Linked DNA regions of Homo sapiens: regions 1 and 3 are each linked to region 2. The links are chromatin contacts, found by Hi-C in ENCODE. All regions are on one chromosome and are shown on one strand. Each heading gives the region's core, a stretch centred on a gene start or an enhancer-like site at or near the end of the contact. The rest is flanking DNA. Distances are from core to core; before and after follow the strand shown. Region 1 holds the start of WDR59 (WD repeat domain 59). Region 2 holds the start of TXNL4B (thioredoxin like 4B). Region 3 holds the start of COG8 (component of oligomeric golgi complex 8).

The links. Hi-C counts contacts between places; a loop is a spot of excess contacts on that map. Pooled maps may share reads with other maps.
Region 1: a map of CD8-positive, alpha-beta T cell shows a loop between it and region 2 (5-fold over the local background). The contact joins the promoter of WDR59 here to the promoter of TXNL4B in region 2. A Hi-C loop is called at or near these places in 3 of 168 maps with a recorded cell type or tissue (CD4-positive, alpha-beta memory T cell, CD8-positive, alpha-beta T cell and naive thymus-derived CD4-positive, alpha-beta T cell) and 10 of 50 pooled maps.
Region 3: a pooled map shows a loop between it and region 2 (10-fold over the local background). The contact joins the promoter of COG8 here to the promoter of TXNL4B in region 2. A Hi-C loop is called at or near these places in 1 of 168 maps with a recorded cell type or tissue (CD8-positive, alpha-beta T cell), 1 of 37 single-sample maps with no recorded cell type and 4 of 50 pooled maps.

Annotation. Positions count from the first base shown.
Region 1 is chr16:74,983,423-74,986,532 of GRCh38, forward strand. WDR59 (WD repeat domain 59) reads right to left here and starts at 1,701. Exons shown (of 26, transcript NM_030581.4): 1 at 1,542-1,701. The coding sequence starts at 1,595. RefSeq lists silencers at 1,447-1,756, 2,792-2,992 and an enhancer at 2,087-2,146.
Region 2 is chr16:72,092,279-72,095,220 of GRCh38, forward strand. It overlaps TXNL4B (thioredoxin like 4B), which reads right to left and starts at 1,342. Exons shown (of 4, transcript NM_017853.3): 1 at 1,089-1,342. DHX38 (DEAH-box helicase 38) reads left to right here and starts at 1,569. Exons shown (of 27, transcript NM_014003.4): 1 at 1,569-1,773. RefSeq lists enhancers at 1,115-1,444, 1,455-1,504, 1,565-1,864.
Region 3 is chr16:69,338,190-69,340,908 of GRCh38, forward strand. It overlaps COG8 (component of oligomeric golgi complex 8), which reads right to left and starts at 1,375. Exons shown (of 6, transcript NM_032382.5): 1 at 987-1,375. The coding sequence starts at 1,363. It overlaps NIP7 (nucleolar pre-rRNA processing protein NIP7), which reads left to right and starts at 1,583. Exons shown (of 5, transcript NM_016101.5): 1 at 1,583-1,696; 2 at 1,817-1,903; 3 at 2,005-2,143. The coding sequence starts at 1,641. RefSeq lists silencers at 1,052-1,101, 1,112-1,161 and enhancers at 1,582-1,701, 1,882-1,961.

The sequences.
Region 1 (3,110 bases), core at 451-2,950, 2.9 Mb after region 2:
AGATCATGCCACTACACTACAGTCTGGGTCATAGAGTGAGACTCTGTCTCAAAAAAAAAGGTAAATAAATTTAAAATTGAAGAGAATCACCAAGACACTGTCCTAGGTGCTGGGGAAGAGGGGATGTATATGACCGGTTCAGAGCTACCCACTATGAGTAAAGTAGTCCAATGAGCTAAACAAGGGCTCTGGGGTAGGATCCAGCATCCAAATCCCAATGCTGTGTGTGCCACACATCCTCAACATACAACCACATAAAATCTTCACTCGAGGCTGTGCTCAGTGAATCACACCTGTAATCCCAACACTTTGGGACGCTGAGGCAGGGGGTTCGCTTGAGCCCAGGAGTTCCATACCAGCCTGGACAACATAGGGAGACCCCGTCTCTACAAAAAAAAATGAAAAATTTAGTCGGGCGTGTTGGCATGCGCCTGTAGTCTCAGCTACTGGGGAGGCTGAGGTGGGAGGATAGCTTGAGCCCAGGAGGTCGAAGCTGAACTGAGCGGTGATTCACGCCTCTGCACTCAAGCCTGGGTGACAGAGCCAGACCCTGTCTCAAATGAAGTAAAATAGGCCAGGCACGGTGGCCCACGCCTGTAATCCCAGCACTTTGGGAGGCTGAGGTGGGTGGATCACCTGAGGTCAGGAGTTCAAGACCAGCCTGACCAACAAGGTGAAACCCCGTCTCTACTAAAAATACAAAAATTAGCCGGGCGTGGTGGTGCGCACCTGTAATCCCAGCTACTTGGGAGGCTGAGGCAGGAGAATTGCTTGAATCCCGGAGGCGGAGGTTGCAGTGAGCCAAGATGGCACCACTGCACTCCAGCCTGGGCAACAGAGTGACTCTCCATCTCAAAAAAAATAAATTAAATTAAATTAAATAGAAAATTAAAAAATAAAATCTTTAAGCCAATCTTGTAAGTACGACCATCTCCCTTCTACAGGTGAGAAAACTGACGTGTACGGAGTGATGACAGGGTAGGGGCTGCGGGATTCGAACTCGGGCAACACGTGCAGTGTCACTCCTATCCACTACACGGTATTTTCCAGTATGATGGCATTAAGAACCACTTAACCGCGTAGACGCTGCAACAGGCACTTTGCAAACAGTGTTTCATCGAATTCACCCCAACAGGGTTACGTCCACGCAGCTGAGACTTAGAAAAGTCCCGCGACTTGCCTTAAGTCGCCACACGCGGCTAGGGCCTCGGGAAGCCGTCACGCCCTCGCTCCGTACCCTGATTGTGGGAAGCCTCCCCTCAGCACTCACGATGCGCAGTCTCTGCCTCAGTGTCACAAGGCGGACCCCACTCCCCTACCCGCGTAGGGAGCCCCGAAACTCCGTCCATGCTCGCCCCGATTGCCCCCGATGGTCGTCTTCCCTCCCCCGACGGGGCCTAAGAGGTCGGCTAAGCCCCGCCCACCTCCTCAGTACGGGGCCTAGGGTCTCCCCGTAGCCCCCCGGGACGGAAGCAGCCGCGTGGGGGAGGGGAAGCGGGGAGGACGCATGCCCAGAGGGCTCCACTCGGCCTCTAGCTCACCTGGGAGTCACGGAACTCTACAACCACGTTTTCGCTGCTCCATCGCGCCGCCATCTCCCCCGCCCGGCCGCCGCGGCCCCAGGACGGCGCCCTCCCACCCCGCCGTCCCCAGTATCCCGGGACCGTGCGCCCCACACAGCCAGAGAATCAGCCCCGACACGCCCCGTGCCCTGGTTGCTCCTGAGCTCAAGCCATTGGTTGACCCAAGCATAGGCTCCGCCCCTTCTTCCTGGGTCCTCCAATTGCTACACCGCGCCTGCAACAAACAGGCACGCCCTCGCTCACTTCCGTCACTTGGTTTGAGTCACCCACGCTCCTCGCGATTGCGGGCACACCCCCTGCCGCGAGCTCTGCCGGGAGTTGTAGTCCAAGCTCGAGCAAGCGTGGGTGACCTGGGAAGGGCTCGCAGGTTTGGGTTTGGGTGAGGTGAGGTGCCTGTTGTCCTGACTAGCTCCTCGCTGGAGTCCCCAGCATTCGTCCAGACCCAGTCTCAAATCAAAATCAACGTTCGGGGCGGGTGCGGTGACTCACGCCTGTAATCCTAGCGCTTTGGGAGGCCGAAGTCAGGAGTTCGAGACCAGCCTAAACAACATAGTGAAACCCCGTCTCTACTAAAAATACAAAAATTAGCCGGGTGGCGGGCGCCTGTAATCCCAGCTACTTGGGAGGCTGGGGCAGGAGAATCGCTTGAACCCGGGAGGCGGAGATTGCAGTGAGCCGAGATCACGCCATTATACTCCAGCCTGGGTGACAAGAGCGAGACTCCGTCTCGGAAAAAAAAAGAAAAAAGAAAAATCAAAGCTCGTGCAAACCGAAGATACCTCTTCTCCTGATGCCTATCCCATCGAGATATTTAAAAGTCTGAATGTGCAATTTATTGTTTCATACAATACAGCAGCGCCTCCCGTAACAATGAAGGTAGACTTAAATGTGAGAATCCAGCTGTTTTCTTGATCTGTAGTCCAATGCTCTACCTGTGAGCTATACCCCCTCCTGCAATCCAGCTGCTTTCTTTCCTTTTCTTTTTTTTTTTTTTTTTTTTTTTTTGAGACAGAGTCTTGCTCAGTCGCCCAGGCTGGAGTGCAGTGGCGCGATCTCGGCTCACTGCAAGATCCGCCTCCTGGCTTCACGCCATTCTCTTGACTCAGCCTCCGGAGTAGCTGGGACTACAGGCGCCCGCCACTACGCCCGGCTAATTTTTTTGTATTTTTAGTAGAGACGGGGTTTCACCGTTTTAGCCAGGATGGTCTCGATCTTCTGACCTCGTGATCTGCCCGTCTCGGCCTCCCAAAGTGCTGGGATTACAGGCGTGAGCCACCGCGCCCGGCCGCTGTTTTCTGATAAACCAAACATTAAAACAGATTTGCCAGAATTTTTTGTTGTTTTTTTTTTTTTTTGAAAATATTGTTCTTTTTCATTTTAAAATGTATTCATGTGAAGGGCCTTAATGTTTAAATGAAATAATGAATATATTTTTTAAATTCTGTATACTACATATAAAAGTTTTTGGGGGCCGGACGCAGTGGCTCATGCCTGTAATCCCAGCACTTTGGGAGGCTGACGTGGACG
Region 2 (2,942 bases), core at 92-2,591:
AGATGCCACCTGTAATCCAAGCTACTCAGGAGGCTGAGGCAGGAGAATTGCTTGAACCCTGGAGGCGGAGGTTGCAGTGAGCTAGGATCGCTCCACTGCACTCCAGCCTGGGCAAGGCAACAAGAGCGAAGCTCCGTCTCCAAAAAAAAAAAAAGGAATTATTTAACTAAAATTCACATAGGAAATAAGATTGTTCCAGCTATAGGTCATACTTTAAACAGGGACATTGATGGCCCAAAGGGACGTCATCAGATGTGAGCAGCAGAACAAATTACCAATGAAAGGGAAGGTCAAAGAGAAGACGGATCTGTCCCACTAGAATTCAAACAAACAGCAGTTCCTCCGTGTTACTGATCGAAAGGAGAAAGTAAGGGGAGAACAAAGTTGTTAGTGGTGAGGCTAGGGGTGCAACTGGACAAACGTTGGAAGCAGGAGAGGAAAACTGAGACCACATCTAAGAAAATGTCCATAGTAAATGATACCCACAGAGAATTCCCAAAAGAAGACGTACAAATGGACAGTAAATAAACTAAAAAGTTAAGCTTTACCAGTAAGCAAAGAAAAGCAAATTAAAACATATGTTTACAAAGTCACTGAATTGGCAAAAATTAAACAAGATAGTGGTAGGGGCAGGCACAGGGAGTTCCTGCTGGAATGCAGACACAAAACCTTTCTGGAAAGAAAACTGACATACTCTTTGACCAATAACTCCACTGCTTTCCTCTCTCCCTCTCTTTTTCTGAGGCGGGGTTTCGCTATGTTGCCCAGGCTGGTCTCAACTCCCCAGGCTCAAGCAATCCTCCCGCCTCAGCCTCCCGAGTAGCTGGAACCTCAGGCGCGCGCCACAACTGCAGAAACACCAAAAAAAGAAAAAAAGCTTGAACTCACTTTTGTACAGAATCTTACTACAATGTATTCCAGAAAAACAACTGGAAATCAGTGGTCATCTCTGCGTGTGAACGCATGGGTGATTTTTATTTACAGCCGGGCGCGCATCTCCATTTTCCAAAATATCCGATATACATATTTAAAGTCACCTGTGTTGCGCTGCTCCTGGCCCACAAGCGCTAAGGGACCCCAGCACTTACCTTACTCGTCCACGCCGCCTCACTCCCTTTCACTTTGTGGCTGTCAGCAACCACTTCTCGGAAGAGCCCGGGCGCGGACAGCTCCTTTCATCAGCCCCAAGCCGGACAGGACCCTAAGACCAAGTCACCCAGGGGCTGTTGCCTAGCAACCCTCGTGGCCCCGCTAGCGGGAAGGAAACCGAACAGAAAACGCACAAGCGCAGAAAAGAAACTCCTGGCCGTCGGTCGGCCCCCGCTCAACAGCCCAATAAACGGAAGAGCTTCTAGTCACCGCCCACCTTGCTCGGCTCTGACCGGAAGCTAGGCGTCACCTCCGCCCGTATTAAAGATGGTCGACCTTTTTCCCCTCCTTTTCCTGCCCCCAGACTAGAGGCGGGATGTAGTCTCTTAGGCTAAGAGTGATTGGTCACAAGGAGACTCGGAAGTGTCTGATCAGAGCCCCAGAGGAGGCCTTGAGAGCCTGTTGGCGTACCGTTCCACACTTGGATCCAGGAATCGGGCGTGTTCCAGGCTGCTCTCTATGGTAGCTTTGGGCGGATAGAGGGGGCGCGCAAAGTATTAAGGGACAATAATGGCCGCTTTCAAGGTGTGGATTTTGGCTCCTTGAGCCTGTCTGAGCGAGGGGTGGCAGCGCCGGCGCCCCAGAATCCGGGACAGAAGGGTCCCAAGAGTCGCGCTTGGTGAGGTGAGAGTCCCTTCTTCCTTCCTGGCCTGCCCTTCTGTAATCATGGCGGCTCTAGGCGGCGGATATTGGTCCCCTGCTCAGGTCCGGGCCCCAGTTTGGGGAGTTCCTCTGTCGTCCCTGTCACCCACCTTGCCTTACTCACCTCAGGGATGCTGCATCCGTCCTGGCCGCCTTGGCCTTCCTCCTTGCTCTGGTCAAATCCTGCTGCCTGGAGCGGCCTCGCTGAGATCCAGGGATGCTGCCTGGAGTGGCCTTGGTCCCTCTCCCAGGCCTCCGCTTTAACCCACCCCAGACTGTCACCGAGCCCGAGTAGGACTCCTTGTGTCTTCCTCTGCTCTCTCACAGTGTCATTTATACCAGGCAATCTGGTGGGCGATCTCTTCTACTAGAATGTCAGCTCCAGGTGGGCGGGGATTTTTGTCTTGTTCTCTGTTGCTATCGCCGAGAACAGCAATTGGCTCAGGGACACCCTCAGTGAATAATTGTTGAATGAATGAATCCAGGTTCTTTCTTCCCTGGCTTTCTCGTACGCCTTGTAGTTTCTTTGCCATTAATCCTTCTCAAGAATCTTGCTCTTTAGCTCCTTATTTGTTCGTCTCAGCAGCTAATGAAGTTCTCTCTGGCTGTCTCCTTGTCCTGTGTTGCTGGAATCTTCCCTTGCTGTCTCCAGAAATGTTTGGGTTCCTGTCCTCCTTTAATAAGTTTAAATTAATTCATTTTTTAATTTATCAAACGCTTATTTTGCTAGACATTGAGCTACAGCAGTCAACAACACATCCAGTGTTCTCTCAACTGCGTAGAATGGCAGTCCAGGGTACCTTTCCTAGTTTAGACAACTATTGAGTAGAGCCTGTATATCTTTACCTTCTTGTGTGGATTTCCTCACATGCGCACAGATGTCACCAATATGCAGCTTTCTTTTTTTCTGTTCTGCCTGATGGCATTTTCAAAATGTAACTCTTGTTTCTGCATTAATATTATGTGTCCAGTCTGTTTGGCAATACTCTGTAGAGCTGTGCATTTAATTAGAGTTTGGTAAACAATTCTGGATTCTGGTGGCATCTCCTTTGCTTTGCTAACTTGTTGGAATGAGAGGAATTATCCAAGCATCCAGAACTGATATATGTTGATGAGTGGCAGATGTGTAGTGAGAGGTAAAGAGGAGCTTG
Region 3 (2,719 bases), core at 125-2,624, 2.8 Mb before region 2:
CCTCAACCTCCTGTGTACCTGGGACTACAGGCGCACGCCACCACGACCAGCTAATTTTTTATTTTATAGAGACAGGGTTTTGCCATGTTGGCCAGGCTGCTCTCGAACTCCTGGGTTCAAGCCTCAGGCTCCCAAAGTGCTGGGATTACAGGCTGAGCCACCACATCCAGCCATCCAAATGGAGAGACTTTTTGATATCTGATGCCCTCAAATGCGAGGATTTCCTTGTCACCTTCCCGTCAATGGAAGTTTTGAAGCAGATGACCTCCGGTCCACGCTTTCGTATAAAATAAGTATATAAATGTGCACATATATTCAGCTCACACCTATAATGTTAACTGTGTCAGACCCGATAATAAGAGCTTTGCATGAATCCTTTTTCTTTGTGCCCACAACTGCCCTTCGAGGGAGGGACGTGCTTCTGGGTAACCAGTTCTGAATTCGAAACCTCCTAGCTGTGTCCTTGGACGTCACTAATCTCTGTCTTGACTTGCTCATATGTAAAATGGAAATAACAGGGCTGGGCGCAGTGGATTATGCCTGTAATCCCAGCGCTTTGGGAGGCCGAGGCGGACAGATCACGACATCAAAAGATCGAGACCATCCCAGCCAACATGCTGAAACCCCGTCTCTACTAAAAATCCAAAAAAATTAGCTGGGCGTGGTGGCGCGCGCCTATGGTCCCTGCTACTCAGGAGGCTGAGGCAGGAGAATCGCTTGAACCCAGGAGGCAGAGGTAGGTTGCAGCGAGCCGAGATCTCGCCACTGCACTCCAGCCTGGCGACAGGGCGAGACTCCGTCTCAAAAAAGATAAAAAAGGAATAACAGTACCTATCTCGAAGGCTGTTGTGAGGTTTAAATGGATTAATAAAGCGCTCAGCAGAGAACCTGGAACGTGGTAAACGCTTTATGTGTTAGTTATTTCTACCATCGTAAATGTCAGCTTTTACAGTTATAAAACCCCTTTAGCGCCAGGCGCGTCGCACCTGCAGCTCTGCTGGAAGCTGGGCAAACGGTCGAGCAGGCGGCCGAGCGACGCCTCCACGTCGCCAAACAGGCGGTGGATGCGCTCGGTGCACTCGGCGCCGCGGATGAAGGTCTTGTAGTTAGCGAAGGCCAAGTCGCGCGTCTGCTGCAGCAGCTGCGCCCGCTCCTCCGCCAGGCGCTCGGGCTCGCGCCGCAGCCGCTCCAGCCCCGAGCCGCTCAACTCCCGGAGGTAGCGGCCCACATCGGGCCGCTCGCGCCACTGGGCCTCGGGGAAGCGGTCCCGGAACAGCGACGCCAGGAGCCCTTCATCCTCCACCTCGCCGAGAGCCGCTGCTGTGGCCGTGGCTACCGATGGGATAGTCGCCGCGGTCGCCATCTTCCCAGCAACAACGTCACTTCCCTTCCGGACCACAAGGGGCGCTGACTCCGAACTTAGGACAGGAAGAAACAGGCACATTTCCGGTCTCTATGCTTTCTCATCCGGCCGGCTTGCTTTCCCCTGCGGTCGTCCAGACTATTGGGCGCTAGCGAGACGAACTATTGGTACGGGGCTAGAGAGGAAGGCTTTGGGATTGCCGGGGAGCAGCGAGCGACCGACTTCCGTTTCCAGTTACCAAGGCACGAGGATCCGGTGTTCCAACCCAGGGGGAAAAATGCGGCCTTTGACTGAAGAGGAGACCCGTGTCATGTTTGAGAAGATAGCGAAATAGTAGGAGCGCGCGGGGCGGACGCGGGAGTGTGTGGGTGTGGTGGCCAAGGGTGGAGTGGGGGCGCGGTGCCGGAGACCGGTTCGTTCGGGCGCGGTCTCCAGTCCTCTTTTTGCCCTCAGCATTGGGGAGAATCTTCAACTGCTGGTGGACCGGCCCGATGGCACCTACTGTTTCCGTCTGCACAACGACCGGGTGTACTATGTGAGGTGAGGCGGGGCCGGGCAGGCAGCATGGACCCAGGGGAGAGGGGTCCTGGGTCCCACGAGCCTCCTTCATCCGCAACCTTGCTCCCCCTTTACCCTTTTAGTGAGAAGATTATGAAGCTGGCCGCCAATATTTCCGGGGACAAGCTGGTGTCGCTGGGGACCTGCTTTGGAAAATTCACTAAAACCCACAAGTTTCGGTTGCACGTCACAGCTCTGGATTACCTTGCACCTTATGCCAAGGTTTGTGGGGCGGTTTCCAATTCTGCCACGGGCGATGAAGTCAAGGATTAGGCAGATTGTCCGGCAGCTTCTCTCCCACAGAGTCCCTGACAGTGTGCTTGGAGGAGTTTCAGCACATGGAGATGTGTAGAGGTCTTGCAGCTTGAGCATGGTCAGGGCTATGGGATAGGAATGCTATGTGGCTGCGTAGGGTTAGTTTTCTCCAGCGAAGTAGAAGAGCCTAGGGAGACCCAGCTAGAGATCAGAAAGCAAATAAGTGGCAGCAATGAAGACACCGGGGTCCAGAAAAAGAGCTGTTAACCTGGCCATGGAGGATGATCCTTGTAGAGTTGAGAAAATAACTTTTTCTATTTTTTTCTTTTTCTTTCTTGCTCTGTTTTTTCTTTTCATTTCTCTTTCTCTTTCTTCCTGACACAGTTTCACTCTGTCGCCCAGGCTAGAGTGCAGTGGTGCGATCTCACTGCAGCCTCCACTTTCCAGTTTCCAGTGATTCTTGTGCCTCAGTAGCTGGGATTACAGGCATGTGCCACCACACCTGGCTGATTTTTTTGTGTGTTTTTAGTAGAGACAGTGTTT